Regions from separate parts of the Mus musculus genome. Here region 2 is linked to region 1. A link is a loop called in an ENCODE intact Hi-C map of the cell type or tissue named here. Cell type or tissue: heart. All regions are shown on one strand. Each heading gives the region's core, and the rest is flanking DNA. Links, peaks and the distances in the headings are about the cores only. Region 1 overlaps Ccdc85c (coiled-coil domain containing 85C). Region 2 holds the start of Ccdc85c (coiled-coil domain containing 85C).

Region 1 (8,316 bases), core at 158-8,157:
GAGAGTCTGCTTTGGGAAACGGGGTGGGGACAGGGTCACACATGGAGAACTTAAAGCTGAATGGCTGGTGCCCTCCGTGGGTGGGCGGGCGGAAGCTAAGAGGTGGGAAGGAACCTACTCTTCTAATTAAAAAGGAAGGTCTCTCTTCTTGCTCTGGAATTACTTGAAAATTGACTATAAATGGTATAAGTAAAAAAAAAAAAAGTCACACGTTCCTCATGTGAGCCACACCGTGGACTGAAAGAATATATGCTAAGGCTGGAGGCTTCTTGCCCACTCAGCAGGAGTCCACAGGGGGGGGGGGAGATGGGTGGGCCAGTGACAGTGGGCCTGTTGACATCTTCACTTGGTGGTGTTGGTTGGGTCCCCGCCTGGGTTGGATGGAGACTGCACCTAGGGACCGAGTGAGTGCGTGCGTACTGCGTGTTTGCAGCCATGCCAGGGAATTTTACCATAGGATGGAATCCAGAAGAGAGGTGTGTGGGAACGCTCGTGCCTCTCTGAGAGCAAGCTCCACTCCAGCGCTCTGCCCAGCGTGGTCCCAAAGGCTGGCCTGCAGGAGGGGAGGGGCTAGGCTTTCTTTAAAACTCAAGGGTTTCTTGTAGTTTAGGCTGGCTTCAAGCTCTCTGCGTTTGCAAGGCTGCTCTTGCACTCCTCAGCCCCCTCCCCCCCAACTGTCACTTCCAAGTGTCAGGCATGTGCCACCACACACAGTCTGTGCACTGCTGAGGGTTGAACCTAGGACCTCATGCACGGTAGGTGGACACCCTACCAACTGAACCTCATCCCCAGCCCTCATATGGGTGCTTTCTGGGATGTCCCCCGCACAGCTGGAGTCCCCTTGGCAGCATGTAGGATCAGGAGCGTCCCATTTGTTCCATGTTTGCCTTTCTACTCTCAGAGAGACCTGATAGACCCCGAGTGTATGTGGAGCCCTTTCCTATCTGCCTGTGGTAGAGTCATCGCACCTAAACCAACCGAGGCATCTCTAGCTACAGCCTCTGTGGATGGCTAGCGTCCTCATCAGGGCCTCGTAGGCAGGGAGAGACCCCTGTGCTAACCTGGAGCGTGCGAGGGACCTGTCTCTTGAGTTCTTGGAAACTCAGTATGGGGCTGTGCAGTGAGGCCGGGGGGGGGGGGGGGGGGCCCGGGCAGTAGGGCAGTATTGCCCGTTGGAGCCACCCTGTGCCCGGTACTGTTGTCTGTCATTCCTCAGGCTGTGCCGGCTAGGCCTTAGCAGGGAGCTGCCCTCCTCTCCTCCCCTGTAAAAGGCTCCACCTTCCTAAGAGGTGAATGTCGGGAATGAGGAGGAGGGAGGTTCTGGTGTTTTGTTCTCCAGCCTGTGGGTTGGGCCTTGCTCCCTGCTCCCACACTTTTCCCGTTCTCTGCTGCACCAGACGCTCTGCAGGGCCCTGTGGATCTAGGCTGAGTGGGTGGGGGCTCCTGAGGGTTCCACAGGTACTTCCTGGGGAACAAAGTATGTCCCTTAACAGGCGGGTCACCTGTGTGAGCCTAGGCATTCCTGGGGACTTAAGTTCCTGATGGTCAGCGGTGGGCTTCATAGCCACTCCTTATTAGAACCTGTGGATAGGGGTGGAGGAGAGGGGTAAGATATCTGCATGTGGCACGAGGACATCAAGGGCAGCCTTCCCTGGGGTCATGCTGGCTTTGTGCTAGAAGGGACAGATGCCTTATCGTCCACTGCAGGTCCCCAGCCTCTTCTGCCCACCTGGAAATTGTAGAAGCCCATGGATTGTATTCCCTAGCCCTACACTGAGGTGGACTCACTCAGTAGCCCCGGCTTTGCTCGGCTTGTCTGCTGCCCCTGTGTTGTTCTGAGGTTGAGGGTTAGAGTGTTAAGTACCTGGGAGACCCTGCGTCTTTTGGGTGGTGACTCACCGAGCCGGTGGACAGAGTCTCAGCTGGCCACTCAACCTTGTAGCCTCTAGCAAGAGTTTCAACAGTCCACCTTCACTGGGTGTCTGGCTGACTGAGGTGTCCCAAATCCATCAGCCCCACAGGGTGCTTGGGACAGGCCCTGCAGTTCCCATCCCTGCTTGAGGCTTCCCTTCCTGTCTTCCGGTCCTTGAGTCCTCCAAGTCAGGTGCCTTCCACTGCAGCCTGGGCTGAGGATGGTCAGGGGGCTGCCCCTCTGCTGCTGGGGAGGAGGACAGGGGCTGTGGGGTAGGCAGGCAGGGACAGCAGAATGGGGCTGGCGTTCAACGAGACTTTTGCCAGCTTTTCTGATGGGAGGAAAAAAAAGCAGGGGCAGTGGGGTGGGGGTGGGTGCACTTTATTTCCTGGGATGTTGGGCCCCATGATTGGCGATTGAGGAACTCCTCACACGTGTCCTCTTTGGGGGTGGAAAAGGAGGTGGGGGCGGGGGAGGGAGCACAGAGCCTAGGGTGGTGGGCTTTTTTTTCCCCCTCTGGAAGCCCTAAGCCCTTCGCCTGTTGCATGACCTTGTTCACATTCAGGGAGGGTCTTTCCACCTCAGTTGCTGTTTGTGTGTCAGTCACAAAGGCACACCCAGACAGGCTCTTTTTTAAAAACAAACAAACAAAAAAACACCATTTATTTATTATATGTAAGTACACTGTAGCTGTCTTCAAACACCCCAGAAGAGGACGTCAGATCTCATGAGAGATGGTTGTGAGCCACCACGTGGTTGCTGGGATTTGAATTCAGGACCTTCGGAAGAGCCGTCAAGTGCTCTTAACCGCTGAGCCATCTCTCCAGCCCACTTCAAGCTAGACACGCTCTGAACCCATCCACTAGGGTCTCTCACTGACTGTTTCCTCACTACACAGTAGAGAGGGAGATCCTGGGCTCTGGGCCCTGAGGAGGCTGTCTCTGGCTGTGGATTTTTGTGCCAACTACTCTTGGCATCAGAAGGGATCGCCCCAGGAACATGTAGGCCAGGGAACACTCCATCATCTTCTTGGAAACCAGACTTGGGGACCACATGAGGCCGTGCTAGGCTAGAGTGGGGTGTGTCCATGCGGTGAGCTCCTGGTGGCTAACGGACCACCTTCTTCCCCTCTGTTCTTCAGATCCCTCGTCCACTTACATCAGGCCATTGGAGACCAAGGTGAAGCTGTTGGACGGTGACAAGCTCCCCCCACAGGTAAGTGAGTCATCAGGGTATTGGCTATAGGGGTAATGGCCATTCCTTTAGAGGCCATCCCATCTCCAGTTTTTCTGGGGCTCCCATAGCTTCCCCCTTACCCCAGCTGCCTCTTCAGCTGTCTCCCAGATAGCCTGGCCACAGACCCACTCCTCGCTCAAATCCAGGCTCCGGGTGGCCAGGGCTTGCCAGCCTCGCTGACTGCTGCTTGCCCAGTGTCTGCAAGCTCCGTATGGCTGGCCCTGGGCCCAAAGCCAGTGGCGGTGACAGGCAAATGGAGGCAGACCCACACGGGACCCCGGCCCCCTGCTGGCCAGTTCCTCACTAGGTCTACCCTGCTCACATGGACAGTTGGGGTTGTGGGTCCACAGAGGGAGAGCAGCATTAGGATGGCAGCAGGGGAGGGACGTGGTCATGGCTGCTGGTCGAGAGGAGGTGTCTACTGAAAGGGAGTGGAGCCTCTTGTGGACTGTGACCGGATATGGGGGAGAGACCAGCAAACACCTCTGCTCTTGGTGGGGATGGCAGAGGGCCTGGTGACGAGAGGCTCTGAGTAGACAAGCAGCCCTCCAGCCTCCCTGTTCCTGGACCCACCCCTGGCTCCATCTGAGCCTCTCCCCCCTCTGTTATACCTGCTGGTATAACGTAAGTGTATGTGGCCGTCCCTGGATGAGACAGCCTTAGACATCGCTCAGATGCCTGGTCCTGTTGCCATGTGACCTGCTGGGCCCAAGGCCCACTGCCCTGCACAGGAAGACAGTGACGTCCTCTGTCCATTGGTGGCCATCGGGAGGCTCACATCCCAACAGTGGATTTAATTTAGTCCCGCAGTGTCACCTCCATAGGCCACCCTGCTGAGGCTAGTCTCACTTGGTGGGGTAGCATGCAAGTGCTTACTGGGAGCCTGACTGCACGCGGTTGCTATGGGGCTTCAGGGGCTAGCGGTGCCAGCAGTATTGCGGAGCTCAAGGGCAGCACCTACTCTAGAGAAGGCCCACATCCATCTGGAGGGGAGGGAGTTGTTCATGCCAGCGCTCACTCCTGCTTGACGGGCCACTGCTTGCCGAGTGAAGGCTGGCACCACGTGCCAGGGCCCCAGCTCGGGCCCTGTGGTTCCCCACCCCCACCACCCCCGCCCGGCAGCGCCAGCCTCGGTCTGGCCTTTGTTCCTGTGGAGAGGCGGATGAGGAGTCCCCTTTCAAGTTCAGGATGCTGTTCCACTGTCCTTTCCATAGGAAGTGTGCTCCACCGTCAAATCAGAGAAGAGCCTGTGCCCCCCGTTTTCACGGGCATCGGGGTTGTACTTGACATTTAGTCTCTGCTCTCAGGGCCACTTTGTCCCGTTGGGAACCTGTAGCCCAGTTTCAAGTGTTGGACCAGGCCATGGCCTTGTACAACTGGTGGATGTGAAAGCCACGGGGTAGCAGTCCCTCCCACCCTCCCTCCCTGGGGCAGCCACAGTCCCCCATGGAAGCCCTCCCTACCCATAGCTGTGCTCAGTTGCCTTCTGTGTCCGTCCGTCCTGTCTGTCTGTCCCGTCCATGTCTCCCACCCCCCCGGGTAGGAGGCTGAGCCTTCAGGCCTGAGCAGGGGCCAGCCCTGGCCTGGTCCCACCCCTCCAGGGATTAGCTCTACACTCTGGGCCTCCTCCATGCACACCTTTAGGTGTGTCTCCACTTACTCTGAGCTTTCTCGGCCCTGGGCTGTCTGTCATGTTCTTTCCTGTCCCTACTCCCTCCTGACTGCCAACTGCCTGAGGAAGGGCTCTTGGAGCCCCAGATCCACGCCTCTATACCCTGCCACGCCTGAACTGAGCATGAGCCCGGGAAGCCCCCAGCTGCTCCCCACCCAGTCTCGGAGGCCCAGAAGGGAGGCTGACTCCCACCCGGGCTCAGGAAGAGCTGGCTGCCCGGAGGGAGCAAGCGCACAAGGCCACCACCGTGCCGTGGCTGCGGGACAGGGTTCGGGCATCTTGAGGAAGGAGACGATGATGGCAGGACAGTCGCTGCCCTCACTCCTCAGCCTCAGGGCTCTGCTGTGTGGAATTTCATGATTCTGTCGTGAAATCATAGTCCAACAGAAACCCCCAGCTCCTCGCAAAGCTGAGAAATTGCCCACTGGCGAAAAGCAGGCGTGAGGAATGTTCGCAATACTGTAAGGTGATGCGTCCTTGGGGCTCGAGCAGGAGGCCAGAGAGTCCCCCCTGATCCTACCCCCACTCTCCCCCCCGCCCCCCGTAGCCTCTATTTAACTCCGAAACAGCTTTCATTAAAAATGTGCCAGGGAGCTCACAGGCTGAATTACTGCAGCTCAGTTCATATTTTCTTTCTCGTGCCGGCTTTAAAATCTCATCAACACAGCTGTTTCCTGCAGGATGATTCATCCCAGGGCTCCGTGCATAGTATTTCTCCTGCAGATTCTCGGTGCCCGGCCAGGACCCGAGTAGGGGCAGCCGTAATTGATGCTGGGGTCTCTGGTTAGAGCCCCCCCATCCCCCCGCCCCCCACCGGGCCGATAAATGAGACCTCCAGAACCACCAAGAAGCCAGCCTCTCACAAAAAGAGCAAGCAGCCCTGGCGGTCTCTCACCCAGGCCGGAGGGCCCACTGTGGCTGCGGCTGTGGCTACGGCTGCAGCTCTGGAGGGAGGCCGCAGTCCAGCCCTGCAGCCCCTGCAGCCGGGAGGCACCTGAGCCCTGCTCTGTCCCCAGACCTTTATGCTCTCCCTCACAGGGCCAGATACCACGGGGTTGCTGGGTGTAGCCTGTGAGGATGTCTGCACCAGACACAGGTAGAGAAAAGGTCTGGATGGGGGGCGCTTCCTGGCACGGGTGCTCTGGTAACTCGCTTGGGCTGCCGAGTTGTGCCGTGTGGTGGGAATGCACAGACAGTCAAACTCACTCTCTGCCCAGGAGGCTGGAAGTTGAATGTCAGGGTGCCAACAGGGTTGGCTTATCCCTAGGCCTTGCTCCTGGCTTGTTGACGGCACCTGGTCCCCATGTCCCTCATACTTTCCTGTCTTTGACCTAATTGGTCTCTTTAAGGAGGATACCAGGCACCCCGGGGATCTTACTTAAACTTGCTCACCTCTGTGAGGACCCCCACCTCCGAAGGGATGCCATCCTAAGGTTAGGACCGGGGGCGTGGGGACTTAGCCACACGATGGGGCAGTGTGGCACTAGCCTCGTGTGAACCATCAGAAAATGAGTTTGGGCCCTGCACGGATCTGGGTTCAGGCCATTTCTGTCCCATTGTTAGCCCGTAGCTTCAGGCAAAGCTCCCTGTCTTCTGTGCCTCAGTTTCCTCCATGAAAGTCAGGGACTACAGTGACACCCAGCACAGGTCTGGTGTGGCCCTGGGAGCACTCCTGTGGGCAGTCCTTGTCTGTCTGCCGTTTCCTGATCCCGAGGGCCTCTCACCGTGCCGTGTTGGCAGATAACCTCTGCCTGTTCCTGCAGGAAGTGCTCCGTGTTGTCTGAATTTGGAACAAGTCTTTTAGGAGCCATCCACCACCACCCAAAACCCTGTTGGGCCCCCATTTTTGTCACCCACGTTCCTGAGCCTGAGGAGGGTAGGGCTCTCCATCCACGTGTCCCTCTGAGGTCATTGGTCTCCCCGCCTCTTTACGGCAGCGGCAGTTCAGCTGGGCAGTGTCTGCCATGGCGCCCGACGCCTAACAGAACTCAGGGTACCCCTGTTCTACCACTGTGATGTGGGCTGGCACATTGCCCCCTGCCTGGGCACTACAGTGCCACAGCTCTGGAAGACTTGAAATGCTAGGACCTGAGTCTGTCTGTTCCCTGCCAGGGACCCCGTTAGCAGAAGGGCAGGGCAGCTTGGTGGCCGGATGAGGGTCTAGGCTTTGTGCCCCCGTGCCTCAACCAACAGTGAAGGCTCTCTCAGGGAGCATCTACTAAGAGTCAGATGCTGAGTAGAACCTAGAGATGGCTCACTAGTGCCACCTATCTGCCGGGGGAGGAGGGGGACACTGGGTAGCTGGTGTAACATTTCTGTGCTTCAGTTTCCTTATGGGTGGGTGGGTGGGGGGAGGCCACTAATATACCTGCCATATATGTCACTCAGAGGGCCATGGTGGAAAACCGCTGAGATGTGGGCTAGCTGGTAGTGAGGGCCATGTTGGGAGTAACTATATAGCCCTGGTGCTCCCTGGTCTGACTGCAGTAGGTATGTACACCAAACAGAGGCCTTATCTTACCCATGTCTAGTAAGGCTTTCATACTGTAAGCCTGCATCCCTCCGATATCTTCCTGCCTGGCCCATCTCTCTCTCATCTCAGTGAACCAAACGGGACCTGGAAGGGTAAGGTGGGTAAGGTAGTCCCTACAGTAGTGGGGATCAGGCTGTCCGGAGAGTAAGCCACACTTCATCACAGGCCTCTAGTGTGGTGGTCCCTCCAGCAGGTTTGACAAGCGGGGGTATATGAGATTGCCTGGGTGGTAGGGGAGGTGGTGCCAGCTGGGCCGGAAGTGACCTTATTACCTCATCTGAATACTAATGAAGAGAAGTCTCAGGGTCCCCAGCCAAAGCGGCTGCCCCTTTGTTCCTAATGGCCTGTTCAGATGAAAGAGGAAGAAAGCAGAGCCAGTTGGCATCGTGGTGTTGCCTCTCAGAGCTAGCTGGGGCCTTGGGGGTACCCCCAGGCCCTCCAGGAGGCTGCATTCCCTAGAAGGCTATTTGGGCTTTGGGCTTGTCTCAAAACATTGAATGGCTTTTTAGTGTCCTCTTTCCCAACCCCAAGTGTGGTGAAACTAGAAACTACCCTGGCACACCTGAGACCCCTTGGCTTTGGCCAGTCCATGTCCAAGGAAAGTGGCCAGGCGGACGGTGTAGGCTGGCAGGGTGATGCTGTCTTCTCTTCTTCCAGCTGCCCCGCCCCCACAGCTGCCAGAGAAGCCAGCTCCAGGTAGAACTGCCGGGGAAGGGGGGTTTGCTGTGGCTCTGAGGGGCAAGAGGGCTGCTAAGCACTGTGTGCTGTGTCTGCTGTGTCTCCTCTCCTCTTACGTTCCTTCCTGGGCTCTGACCACTTCCAGGACGCACTAGTCCTGCCTGTAGATTCCTTTTAGGCAGTGCTCCTTCTGAGCTGACACACTAATTGCTGCCTTGCAATGTAACAACAAGCCAGTCCTGCAGTGGTGTTCCCTTGTCCGATCTTTCTCGCTGGCCTATCACA
Region 2 (8,316 bases), core at 183-8,182, 57 kb before region 1:
CCATCCAGGTCAGTGTTTCAGGAATGAAATTACCATCATAGGTGGGCACTGTAGTGGGTGCTTTTAGTCCCAGCTCTTGGGAGGCAGAGGCAAGGGATCTCTGTGTTTGAAGATAGCCTGGTCTACCTGTGTTTGAAGATAGCCTAGTCTACAGAGCTAGTTTCTTTTTCTTTTTTGTTTTTTCGAGACAGGGTTTCTCTGTATAACCCTGGCTGTCCTGGAACTCACTTTGTAGACCAGGCTGGCCTCGAACTCAGAAATGCGCCTGCCTCTGCCTCCCAAGTGCTGGGATTAAAGGCGTGTGCCACCACGCTGGGCTCAGAGCTAGTTTCTAACAAAACCCTCTTCCCCCTTCAGCCTGGGATCCTGCTTCTGGACCAGAAGTTTTTCTGATATTTAGGTGCTTACCTCAGGACTATTTGCAAATAAACAGTGCATTCTTAGCACTGCACACGCACACCCCAGACCCCCATCCCCTAGCCAGTTTTTTTTTTTTTTTTTTCTGTATAGCCTTGGCTATCCTGGAACTGCTCTGTAGACCAGGTTAGCCTTGAACTCAAGAGATCTGCTTGCCTCTGCTTTCCAGGTGATGGGATCAAAGGTGTGCACCACCGTGCCTGGGCTGACTTCTTTTCTGTCTCTCCAGCGTTACCCATCTGCCACCTATGTCTTGTAGGAGTGTGTTCTGTGCCCTGCCCCCACTCTCTACCCCCCTCTCAGTTCAGCTACATCACAGTCTTTGACTGGTGTTTGTATGTTGCACTGTATACGTGTGTGGCCGGCTGAGCCACGAGCTGCCCCCTTTCATGGGTCTTCATTCCCTGGCCACTGTCCGTATTTAACCTGGGGGGTTAATCGTCTGGCTTGTTTTCTCTGAATTTGTCTCTGTTCTCCTTTGGGTGTCCCTTCCCTGGCACCTCTGACTGGAGCCTCAGTCATTCAGTTCCTTCATCTGCCTTGGTTCCTTCTGGGTGTAGAACCCTCGGCTTGGTTCCTTCTGGGTGTAGAACCCTCACCTTGGGAACTATCTTGTGAGTCACATCCTCCCACACTCCTGTGTGCATTCTGGCTGGTCCTGAAAGCCTTGTAAAGGCAGTCCAGTGCTCTGCCATTGAGCCACACTCCAGCCAAAATGTCTTCCCCTGTGGCCCAGGTTGCCCTAGAACCTGCAACTGGTGACCTCCTGAGGGTTGGGAAACACAGCACCTGGCCCCAAATTCCTCCTGTTAGAGGAAGAGCGCCTGGAGATTACAGGTCCCCCAGGCTGACCTCAAACTCCCTAGGTAGCTTCGGATGACCCTGAGCTTAGGACTGCACTCTCCACCTCTGGGGAACCGGGTTATAAATGGGCAATACCAGGAGCGATTTCCGTGGTGCTGGGGCCTTGTGTATGCCGGGCAAGTGCTCCACTCTGAGTCTCATTTCCAGCCTGGCTTAGGCTTTAAGGAGTTAAAAGAAGGCTTGGTGAGATGGCTCAGTGGGTAAAGTTACTGAATCCAGCCTAACCACCGAAATTTGAACCTCTGGACCCCCCCCCCCGCCCCGCCCAGATTCTGCTACTGCAAGGACCTCTGACCTCCACGCAGGTGTGCTCCCTTGATAATTTTAAAGGCATTAAAAAAAAAAAGGTGTGAAAATGTCTTACTCTCCCTCCACCTTTGATCACGTGAGTCCTAATCTAGGCTCCCACAGCTGAGGATCCCATTAGCCTGGCTTCTTGTAACTTGTGGAGCTGGCTGCAGGATCCTGTCATTCTGACTCTTTTGTTTGTTTGGTTTTTCCAGACAGGGTTTCTCTGTAGCCCTGGCTCTCCTGGAACTCATTCTGTAGACCAGGCTGGCCTCAAACTCAGAAATCTGCCTGCCTCTGCCTCCCAAGTGCTGGGATTAAAGGCGTGCACCACCACACCTGGCTTCATTCTGACTCTTGACACTGCGATTCTCCCCAATTTCCCATCCCCTCCCTATTTCCAGGATCTCTTTGCCCCCTGATGCTCTGAAATTCTGCAACATGTATAAAATGTTTACTCTCTGCTGTGCTGGCCTTTCCTGTGGGGTCCTATGTCCATGAGCCCAGGGAGGTTTTTTTTTTTTCTTTCGAGACAGGGTTTCTCTGTATAGCCCTAGCTGTCCTGGAACTCACTTTGTAGACCAGGCTGGCCTTGAACTCAGAAATCCGCCTGCCTCTGCCTCCCAAGTGCTGGGATTAAAGGCATGTGCCATCATGCCTGGCTTTTTTTTTGTTGTTGTTTTTTTGTCATCATCATCATCAATTACTTTCTCCCATGTCGCAGCGATGCTGGCTATGGAGCAATAAACAAGGGAATCTGATGGAGAGACGGCAGCCAACACCACCAACTCCAGGTCCCACCGTCCCTAGATACTTACATCCTAGGCAACATATTTGGGGACCACTTGAGGGAATCTGAGGATCTTTAGGGGAAGCTCTCTAAAGCAGGGGCTCTCAACCTTCCTGACGCTGTGACCCTTTAATACAGCTCGCTGTGCTGTGGTGACCCTCAACCATAAACATTATTTTTATTGCTACTTCATAACTCTAGTTTTGCTGCCGTTATGAATCATAGTGTAAATACCTATATTTTCTGATGGTCTTAGGTGACTCCTGTGAACAAGCCACTAGGCCCCCAAGGGGGTTGGGACCCACAGGTTGAGAACCAGTGCTCTAAAGCCAGGCCTCTTTGTCCCACATAAATGAGTGTGCCTCCTTCCAGTCTGGCCAGAGAACGTGGCCATCTAGAGTACCCCAGTCCTCTTTACTGAGCTCCCCCAGATATTCGGGCGTCTTTGCTCTGGGGTACTGGTTGGGGGTTTCACTACATGAGCTTCTCGGGGCTGAGACCTTTGGGGTTCATCTGTCCCCTTGCTGCCTTGGGGCCCTGACTTGCTGATACAGGTTCTCGGCAACTGAGAGGCCAAGATGGATGCCTCCTGGTGTCGGGGGAGACCTTGCTTAGGACCCAGGACCCAGCTCACTGCATAGGTTTGCAAAGTCTCATAGGCAAGAGTCTGGAACACTCACCAGCTCTCCTCCTTCTACCCCAACCTTTCCCTAGGCAAGCAGTGCCCGCCTACGTCATCCAATGGCCTAGGGTTGGAGCCTGGTGTGCTTTGAGGCTCTCCCGTTTTGTAGAAGGAATGAATGATCCCAAGTTTAGCTACAGATCTAGAAGCTGAGGGGACAAGGTGTGTCTGTGACTGCCTGGGGACACACTGTGGCGTGAGACCAGAGATGCAAGGCCATTGTTCTCTCCTTCAGTATTTGCTCACCTGGCTCCCAGGTCCTACACTGAGCGAGAACTGGGGCGTGTGTGGTAAGCAAGCAGGACACTGGACATCTCTGTGCAGCAGCCTCACACAGGGCAGGGCGTAAAGACCTGAGGGGCTTGAGGAGTCATTACCATCCATTGTTGCCATTTCTGCCATTTCCAACAGGAGGGGCCGGGAGTGCTGGGCCTGGAGCCAGCAGAAGCCACATTAACAATTAAGGGCTTTGCCACATTCGTCCTGCCCCCCCCCCCAACACCCTACCCCCCCACCGCAGCATGAAATATTCAGACACCAGAGCTGGGTCTCGGATCGCTGCAGTGCCCGAGTGTGTGTGTGTGTGTGTGTGTGTGTGTGTGTGTTGGACTGCTACTTGTAGATTTTGTAGATTTGAGGCTTGAGGTAGCACCCGAGGCCTGGCACGCAGAGCATCTGGAAGCTGCAGGGCTGGATGGCAGGAGCAGCTGGCAGCTGTCATAGGGATATCCACAGCCGGTCTCAAAGGCTGCATGCGGAGCCTGGAACTTAGCACCTAAGCGAACCCCTATGTTGTGGGACTGCCCTCTGAGCCTGACAGCCATTGCTACCGACTCCTGCAGCAGCTGTGACCCTCAACACTGGGCCTCACAGGAGGAGGGCTGGGGAAGGTATTTGGTTACCTTCTCCTGACATCCCAGTCACACCCTCCTCCTACACCTCCCTCCCATGGGTAACTGGCCAACTTACTCCTGGTTAGTTAGTCCAGCACTAAGGAGGTACTCCAGGCCCTAGGTGGGGCAGGTTAACAGAAGGGGAGGGTACCCTATTCATGTAGCTATGGGGAACTTGTCATTCATGCTATTATTACTGCTGTTGTTATCGTTGGCTCTCAGAGTTCCAGGGAAAGGATGGTGGTTAACAGTCTCCTCCCACTCCTACACCCCCACTGAGCCCCCCCTCACCAGGCTCCGCTGGCCCCGTAGTGTGTAGGTGATTTGAATCACCGCTTGGATGAAGGTTTCCTTTTTTCTCCACTGAAGCTGTCACCCTGGAGGACCCGAAGGCAGAGGCTGCAGGCCATAGGAACACCACAAGGAGACACAAGGCAGCCACAGAGCTCAGTACAAATTGAATTGTCTCAGCAATTTCCCTGGTGAGCCGAAGTGTTCCCTTGGTGTGTGCTCTGCTCACCGCGCCCCTCCCCCCTGCAGTCTCAATGGAGTAACTCCTTAACCCACTCAGTCTCCGCTCTGTGGGGATCCTCCAGGGAGCCTGCTGCTGCGACTTGGGGGTTGAAAGCAGATCTGCAGCCTCCCCCAGGTGCGGACCCTAAGTCCCCTCCTTTTGAAAGTGTGCTGTGCTGGGTCTGCAGAGCACCAGGCCCCTCTACTCAGCTGACTCCCTGGTGCTGAGTGCACGTGGCCAGCCTCGGCATCCCCCGGGGCTCATCTTCTTCCTACCCCTTTCGACCGTCGGCTCATTTACCAGGAGGGAGGGGGAAGGAGGACTGAATTAGCTCAACCTGTGTGGTTCCCAGCCCTTTACCAATGGGAGCCAAGACAGCCAAGACTCCAGCTTCAGGTCACACATGGGCCTGCCTTTTGAGCTCAGACCTCATATTTCATCCTTTCCTTTCTTTTCTTCTCTTTTTCTTTTTTCTTTTTTCTTTTTTTTAGACAGACTCTCTGTAGCTCACTGGCCTGGAATTCAGATATTACCCCTGCCTCTGCCTTCAAACTCTAGGATTAATGTCCCGCACCATCTACGGCACCCTTTCTTGTTTTTTTTTTTTTTTTAATATATTATTACATTTCATTCTTTCTGTGTGAGTGTTTATGTAAGCTACTGCCCACTCTGGAGGTCAGAGGACAACGTGAGGGAGTAAGGTCTCTCCTTCCATCACTGTGTCCTGGGAATTAATTTAGGTTGTCAGGCTGGGCTTCACACTCCTTTACCTGCGGAGCCATCTCGCCGGCCCCTCCTCCCCTTCGAACCGGCCACTAACAAGCCAACCCTAAGGCCATTCCACTTGCTGTTCCTTTCACCTGTCCGGCCTCCAGGCTTACCTTTGTCCTTGTCACTCAGGTTTAGGTCCTAGCTCCTAGGTCCCTCCCAGAACACAGATCTAAGGCAATTGAATTCCCCGCATAGCGCTGCAGACAGCCTCACCGATTCTTCTCACGTTGTACTCTCTCCCTCCTCCCAAGAATGCCAAGTGCCCTCAGAGAGCAGTGGCCTCTTGTCCCGGTAGAATTCCCCCGGGATGGGGAAGGTGTAAGAGGGCACATGAGGTGGTTTAGTAAACGGCTGAGTAACTGTAAAAGGGGGATGTCAGCTGCTGCGCGGGCACGCGCTCCAGGCCCGGGTAGCTTACCCCGGTTTGTGCGCGCGCAGAGTGGGTTATCTCCTTGTAGGTCCAGGGGAAACGCATCCTTCCCTCGGCCCGCTGGCTGCAGAAGCGCTGTTAAATGCGCTTAGGGGACGGGATTTATAGGTGTGGGAAGATCCGTATGCTCCGCAGCGATGCGGGGCGAGGGAAGAAGGTTCTGCGGTCGCTGAGTACCTATGGACCCCAGCTATCTGGCCAGGGTGGAAGACCTTCCCTCGCCTTTCTCAGGGGTTTCCACCTAGCGAACTGCATGTTCTTCCAATCCCAGGGATTTAGCGGTGTAGTGCGCGGAAGGGAAGGGCTCGGAGAACTGCTCTGGGAAAAGGGCAGGTCCTCGGCTCCCACCACGTCAGGGGAAGAAGGGAGAGAGATCTGGCCCTGAGATAAGGCTGGCAAGGCTCCACGGTCTTGGGCTAGGGGTGGGAAGACAGCCCCGCTGCAATATTAGGCAGGGACCCAGGTGGCTCTGGTCGGTGGCCCGGAAAGGGACAAAGACCAGCCCTGCCCGACCCCCCATGTCAGGGTCCTATTGTTCCTCCTCTCTCGGACTGTACCGAACTCTGGTGCCCCCGAGAGGGAGGGAGGGAGGGAGAGAGCTGTGCTCGCCGGGTGGGCATCTGTTTATTAAGGGTGAGAAAGGGAGGGTCAGGGACGCTGGCCGGATAAGGGACGCGTAAATTCGCGCGTCGCCTTTAAGGGAAGCCCTGCCCTACCTTTCCCACCGGTCCCCGCCACCCCCTAGCCCTACCTGCATTTTAAAACCCCTTGTAGTCCTGGGATTGGCCCAGGCCGCGTCCTCCGGGCGAAGAAACTTGAACCGGGAGTGTGGGGGGGAGGAGGGTGCAAGGCCCCGCGGTTGGAAGATACCATCTTTTCAGCCTCCCCGCGCGCGCCCCGCCCCTCCCGCACACCCCCGAACCTGGCCAATCAGACCTGTGGGAGGGCGGGACCGTGGCTCGAGCGCGCCTCTGGCAGGGCGCCCGGCGGGCCGGCGCACCGCGTAGGGGGACCTCGGGGGCCTGCCACTCCTCTGACCGCCTCCCTTTCGGAGGCGTGGCCCAACGGCGGCGCCCCGCCCCCTCTCCGCCCGGGGTGGGCGGGGCAGCTGGGGCTCCGGGAGCGGGGCCGGGGGCGGGCCTCCGCCTGCTGCGCCCGAGCTCGGAGAGCCGGGGCACCGCGGCCGCCGACGCAGCCACGGTCCCGGTTCCTCAGTCCTGAGGCGTGCGCGGGCTCTCGGGTGACCCCAGAGGGGGCCGCGGGAGGGAGCGCGAGGCGGCGAAGGGCGGGCCGCACGCGTCCCCAGCCGCCCCCCGCGCGCGCGTGGCCGAGCCCAGAGAAGCCCCGGCGCGGGGAGCGCCGGCCCGGCGCGGGCGAGGGCGATGCCGCGGTGACGGCCCCGCCATGGCGAAGCCCCCGGCGGTGGCGGCGGCGGCTGCAGCGGCGGCGTCGGAGGAGCTGAGCCAGGTCCCGGACGAGGAACTGCTGCGCTGGAGCAAGGAGGAGCTGGCGCGGCGGCTGCGGCGCGCCGAGGGCGAGAAGGTGGGCCTCATGCTGGAGCACGGCGGCCTGATGCGCGACGTGAACCGGCGGCTGCAGCAGCACCTGCTGGAGATCCGCGGCCTCAAGGACGTGAACCAGCGGCTGCAGGACGACAATCAGGAGCTGCGTGAGCTCTGCTGTTTCCTGGACGACGACCGGCAGAAAGGGCGCAAGCTGGCGCGCGAGTGGCAGCGCTTCGGACGCCACGCGGCCGGCGCCGTGTGGCACGAGGTGGCCCGCTCGCAGCAGAAGCTACGGGAGCTCGAGGCGCGCCAGGAGGCCCTGCTGCGCGAGAACCTGGAGCTGAAAGAGCTGGTGCTGTTGCTGGACGAGGAGCGCGCGGCGCTGGCGGCGGCGGGGGGCGCTGGCGGCGGCGGCGGCGGCGCGGGCTCCCGCAGCTCCATCGACAGCCAGGCCAGCCTGAGCGGGCCCCTGGCGGGGAGCGCAGCGGGCTCGGGGGCCCGCGACGTTGGCGACGGCAGCAGCACGTCCAGTGCGGGCAGCGGCGGCAGCCCGGACCACCACCACCACGTCCCAGCGGCTCTGCTGCCCCCGGGGCCGCACAAGGTTCCGGACGGCAAGGCCGGAGCCACGCGCCGGTCTCTGGATGACCTGTCAGCGCCGCCGCACCACCGAAGCATCCCTAACGGCCTGCACGGTAAGCATCTCGCCGGGATCGGAAGCCCATGGGTGTCTGTCGTGAAGCAGTAGTAGTTTCTGGAGACCTCACAGGTGCGGGGTGGGGGTGGGGTCGCACCTTCAGACCCTTCCGCAGCTGGCATAGCAAATGGAGCATTCGGCGTGGTGGTGTCCCTGTCTAGCTGATGCCGCAGAAAAAAGTTTCTCCTCCGCAGCTTTTTGTGTTACCAGCTGGCACTCTGGGGCTGTCGAGGGGTGTCTCTCATCCTACCCTGAAAACACTTGAGGGCAGAGGAGAGTTTTTCTTGGAAGACTATGAAAGGCCCCTAAGCTAAAGCAAGTGAATTTTCCCTTCTGGTTGGAGTCCCTCAAACTCACTTAGCACCCACGACTGCACTGTGCTGTGGCTGGCTTTCTCCCCTGCTTCCTTCCCAGCTGAATCTCCTCCTGGGCTGGGCTGGGCTGGCACACAATCACCCGTGCTGA

The links. A loop is a pair of places that touch in the nucleus more often than their neighbours do. Peaks named below come from ENCODE experiments on the same cell type or tissue, not always from the same donor. Only the 100,000 strongest peaks of a DNase experiment are listed, where the experiment ranks them.
Region 2: it touches region 1 in a loop (2.4-fold over the local background); 15 of 42 quality-filtered maps call a loop at or near these places.

Annotation. Positions count from the first base shown.
Region 1 is chr12:108,216,520-108,224,835 of GRCm38, reverse strand. Ccdc85c (coiled-coil domain containing 85C) reads left to right here. Exons shown (of 6, transcript NM_001159910.2): 2 at 3,054-3,127. Among named protein-coding and RNA genes, the nearest start is that of Ccnk, 41 kb to the right of the region's middle. In heart, for the core only: CTCF peaks have their summits at 3,420 (motif pointing left) and 7,084; DNase peaks (open chromatin) are centred at 4,081 and 6,985; H3K27ac peaks cover 5,497 bases.
Region 2 is chr12:108,273,871-108,282,186 of GRCm38, reverse strand. It overlaps Ccdc85c (coiled-coil domain containing 85C), which reads left to right and starts at 6,794. Exons shown (of 6, transcript NM_001159910.2): 1 at 6,794-7,849. The coding sequence starts at 7,054. In heart, for the core only: a CTCF peak has its summit at 4,358; DNase peaks (open chromatin) are centred at 4,710, 5,696, 6,046, 6,616 and 1 weaker place; H3K4me3 peaks cover 3,994 bases; H3K27ac peaks cover 3,708 bases; H3K27me3 peaks cover 1,786 bases.